Linked DNA regions of Homo sapiens: region 2 is linked to region 1. The links are chromatin loops, found by intact Hi-C in ENCODE. Cell type or tissue: endothelial cell of umbilical vein. All regions are shown on one strand.

What was found. Peaks named below come from ENCODE experiments on the same cell type or tissue, not always from the same donor. Only the 100,000 strongest peaks of a DNase experiment are listed, where the experiment ranks them.
Region 2: a loop joins it to region 1, with 6 times the contacts of the local background. A loop is called at or near these places in 1 of 110 quality-filtered maps.

Annotation. Positions count from the first base shown.
Region 1 is chr5:136,618,812-136,621,311 of GRCh38, forward strand. No RefSeq gene overlaps it. Among named protein-coding and RNA genes, the nearest start is that of CTB-1I21.1, 110 kb to the right of the region's middle. In endothelial cell of umbilical vein, no CTCF peak of the experiment used is centred here; DNase peaks (open chromatin) are centred at 960 and 1,470; H3K27ac peaks cover 2,500 bases.
Region 2 is chr5:136,728,708-136,731,207 of GRCh38, forward strand. No RefSeq gene overlaps it. Among named protein-coding and RNA genes, the nearest start is that of CTB-1I21.1, 5.0 kb to the right of the region's middle. In endothelial cell of umbilical vein, no CTCF peak of the experiment used is centred here; a DNase peak (open chromatin) is centred at 1,474; H3K27ac peaks cover 851 bases.

The DNA of each region.
Region 1 (2,500 bases):
AGGTACAAAATACTCAATAACTCTATATGAATTTAAGTCTGCTTAGATCGGTGCTGCATAATGACACCAAAGGAAATTTTATTTTGTGTTCAAAGTTCATATCCCATTTATAAAAGCTCCTCTCCCCAGTGCTGCTAAGTTTCCAAAAAATTAATACTAAATATAGACTTCAGAATTCTTTGTCTCCTTAAAGAAGATAAAATATGGAAATGACAAGAAAGGAGGACCTATATTTAGTAAGAAATTCTTCAGTTAGAATCAAAGTTGTTGTGATATTGAAATTACAGGTATTTGTGAGTTTCCCTACTCTTGGAGAAATAGAGCTTACAAGTCAAATCTCAATGCCATAAGTCCTTTGGAACTTTCTACTTATGTCATCAAATTTGCTTGATAAAGAAGAGGTCTGCTTCATCTTACATATATCTCCATTTGAGAGAAAGACCTGATTGGGGTCTATTTTTTCATGTTGTTAAGAAATCATACTTTTTATTCATAAAGTTTTACACTTCACTATTTCCCCAAAGTATTTTTTAACTTTTATTTTCGTTTCAGGGGTACATATGCAAGTTTGTTACATAGGAAAATGTGTGTTGCCGGGGTTTGGTACACAGATTACTTCTTCACCTCAAGCATAGTACCAAAAATTATTTTTTTGAAAAAGAAATTATACCTGTCACAGAGATTCAAGAATGTCAAATATATGCAAACATTTCTAAATTTCATATGAGATTATTCATTACATTTGGTGCTAGATGTGCCAATGCTGGTTTGATTCTTTCAATTAGGAGGCATAAAACATGCATGGAAAAAATATTTTGTATGAACACGGGGCAGATTGATTTGCCTTTTAATGCTACATGGAAGTGGTAGATTAGTAATATTTCAAAGGAAATACCAGAACAGTGAGATTTAACTCCTGTTTCCAGAGCTTTAGTTTCCTCATATGTAACAGTAAGCTAAGTAGAGAAAATATGACAACTGGATAAACAAAAGCTTTTTGGCCTTCTTTGACTCAAACCTGGGCTCCTTCTTCACAGCCTACTTCTCCCGCAGCCCTTTTAAGAGGTAGGTAATTCTCTCTCCAAGCGGATACTTCAGGGTCAGCTACTGGAGTATACCCCCTTCTGGTTTTCTATTGTCATTTCCAAACCACTCTCAGCCTCTTGGCAAAAAAACACCAAACAAGCAAAAATCTTCTTTGAGCCCTATGACATTCAGACTCTCCACTTTTTGCTCCTCAAATGCTTTTCCTCTGCCATCACCCATTGACTTCAACAGTCACATGGACATTTCATCCTGTAATCTGGCCGCTCAGCTCCTTGACCTCTTCATCTTCAGTGTCTAAGTTATTCTACCCCACACTTCCTGTCTGTTTCTTATCATCATCTAAAACTGTTGACTAGAGTTGCTGACTAATAACAACTATTATTTCAGACTTCCTCTCCTCTAACTGATCTTGGCCACTTTATCTTCTTTTCTACTATCTCTCAGTAATTGACCCAACTTGTGACTCAGAGAAAAGTGAAGTCATCATGTGGGAAATGCCCTCCATTTCCAAATGCTAAATCTACAGACCTATTTACACCTGTCCTCATTTTTTCTCCTTTTCTCCTTTTCTCATGCCCACTTAGTTTTTCTCAGGGACTTCACATGGACTATAGATTGTCCTTGTCTTTCTCCCATCAATCTTTCTTTGGAACCAGGTCCTTCCCATAAGCATCTAAACATGCTCAAGTTCCTCTATATTAAAAACAAACAAAAGAGCAAAATCAAGTCTCCCAAAAATCTCTCTTCTGACACTACATCTACCCCCTGAGACACTTATCTTCTCTTTACAACCTATTTCTTTTATAAGAGCTGCCTTTACTTCCTGTCTCCATTTACTTACTTCTTACTTACTCCTCAACCCACTCTGAAGTGGATTACAATCATATCAAGCTAGCAATATAATGCCCGCTAAGATGACCACTTTTCTAAATCCACCTTTCAGCTCCCTATTATTTGACCTCTTGGTCACATATCTTCATGTTGACTGTTCACTCCCCTCTTGAATCACACTCTATTTTGGCTTATGTGACATGACATCTCCCTTATGTTCCTCCAGTATCTCCATCCACTGCCTCTTTAGGTCATTAAATATTAGTATTTATCAAAATTTAATCACAGTCACTTCTACTTTTCATTATGTACTCTTTTAACTCTATGTTTTCTGCCTAGGTTTTCTTATTGATACTCATGGGTTCAATTGTTATCTATACATGATAACTCATTAATATAAATCATTAGCCTAGCTTCTAGATCTGACTACTTATATGACATCTCTACATAGATGCTTCTAGGTACCTTGATCTCATCCTCTCCAAAATATGGATTTAGTCCCTTTCCAATGTCCTCTGTCTCAGGGATTAGGATCCCCATCCATCCAGTTTCATAAGCCCAAAACCTATGAACCAAATGACCTTCTTCTCCTTTACATCTGCATATTCAATCTATCAACAAG
Region 2 (2,500 bases), 110 kb after region 1:
ATTGGAAGCAGCCACGGCCAGCTGTCAGCACTGAGGCAGGAAAAGCCAAAAGCAGTTGGAGGCCAGGGCAGGTGTGGTGGGAGTGGGACCGAAGGTCAGATGCAGGAGTGTGAAATGAGGCCAAGCAGGGGCCGGGAGGATGGAGGGGCCTGGAGTCTGAGGCTAGGTCAGCTCTGCAGGAAACATCTAATCTGAGCAGTGTGTGAAAATTGGAGTTTGGGGTCAGAACCAAGGGCAAGCAGAGCTTGTTTGGAAGATGGGGCCAGGTTTCAGGACAGAGCCTTGGTTGGGAGAAAAAAATCACTTCTAGGGGATAGAAGGCCAGAGCATCACCAGAGAGGCCAAGCTTATCTTGGTTCTCCCCTTTCTTCTAAAAATTTTTACCTCCTCTGGTCTTAAAAGTGCAGTCGTCCAAAACTAGTATCTGTTGTAGAGGGAGGTGCTGTTTAGCATTAAATAATCAAAAGACATCAGCAATGTGTGGGAAGCCCAGGAGGGGACAACATCTCAGCTGAGGAGCCCCCTGCATTCATTACCTTCTGGTGCAGCGCTGAGCGGCATAAGCGGGCTGCTTCAACCCTTCTTTGGGTGTAAGGCATATGCATTAACAAGTATCCTTCATTTCAAGAACATTCTATATTTTCTGTGATGAATTTTGAAATAAGTGTTCATCCTGAGGCATCATAAAACCAAATTTGAAAACCACCAGCATGACCAGTATCCAGGTAGCTTTGAGGATAAAAAGAGCAGGAGTGGTTCCTGTACAGCCTCTGTCCTTCCTTCTGTCCTCTGCAAGGACTTATGAGCTCCTTTTCTGGACCAGGATGGCCTTCCCCAATAGATCATACACTTGGAGATGAGCTTCTCAAAACTCTCCAGCATTTTCTTTCCAGTCTCCCGGCTCTCCAAAAGATCTGTAGGGCTGACCAACATTTTATACTCATTTTGTAGGTTAAAACCAAAAGCCACAAAGTTAGCCAGGTGCGGTGGCTCACACCTGCAATCCCAGCCCTTTGGGAGGCTGAGGCAGGAGGATTGCTCGAGGCCAGGAGTTCGAGACCAGCCTGGCCAACATGGTGAAACCCCATCTCTACTAAAAATACAAAAAATTAGCCAAGTGTGAGGCTGGGCGTTTGTAATCCCACCTACTCAGGAGGCTGAGGCAGGAGAATCACTTGAACCTGGGAGGCAGAGGTAGCAGTGAGCCAAGATTACGCCACTGCACCCCAGCCTGGGTGACAGAGCGAGACTCTGTCTCAAAATAAATAAAAGCCACAAAATGGGCTTGTTTAGGGTCAAAACAGTCTTCAAAAAAACAAGATACTCATCATTTGCATGACTCAAGGATGCCAGATAGTTAAGCCAATTGTTTACTTTATGATTATTCTGCTCCATGATGCTGCTTTGCCTAGCGTTCCTTTCATACAATTCTCCAGCTTTAAAATGTTATGTGATTAATAGGAAAAAGAGGTAGGCAGTCTGGCTTCCCACTGAGAGATGTGACTCACCCTCATAACTTTAATGGCCTTAATGTGTAATGCCCTGTGACTGAACTTGAATATCTGTGGAAGGGATTCTCTTATCACTGTGTTTGCAGCCTATTCTCGGAACCATCAGAGGATCATATCAGAAATCTCCCAGTCTCTGATGTGAGTCTGGTGAGGGTATTCATACACAAATACCCTTTCTTCGTTTCATACAAACATTTTTCCTCTCTGAAATATCCTTTCTTAGCCATGTGATAATTATCACCTGCAAGGGACACCATGAAGAGAGGCCCAGGTGCCACCCAGCCTTGCTTTGCTTCTAGTTCTCTGCAAGGGCCCTCAAATGCTTGTTGAGTGTAACCTCTCTTCAGGGCAGCACTAACCTCCTCTGAGTGGCCACCTGCAACCCCATACCACTCATTCATTGCTGGGAGGTAACAGCTACACCGTGGTGAGCAGTCTTTGGTAACAGAATGACTCAGAATCAAATCCACCCCTCACAGGTGAAAGATGTGTGACTTTAGGTACAACATCCGTGTCACTGAATCTGTTGATCTGTTAGAAAGATAAAATGACTAACAGAAAGAATGTCCCAATTGTAAAAATTAATTTGAAAATCGTAAATGTGCTTAAGGATAGCTTCAAGGATAAAATAGGTAGGGCCAGTGTCAGGTGCAACCTCTGAACTTCCTCCTGTCCTGTGACTTACTGAGGACTGCAATGTGCCAGAAGCTGCATTCACTGCTAAGGATAGAGCAATCAACAAGAACAACTGGTCTTTTATCCCAAAGAGCACATATTGGGAGACAAGCATCTCAAAAATTATTCTGCCCTGGCACATGGTAGGCCCTCAGACACAGGTGGTTATTGTTCACTGAATTATTCTACATCCGGAAAACATATTATGTTTTTGCTACACTTCTCTAACCCTGGCTTGGTGTCCTACAGCTAAGGAGAGAGCAAGAACGGTTTTTCTTTTCTCTGCCATTAATACAATGTTCCCAGTAAGAGTT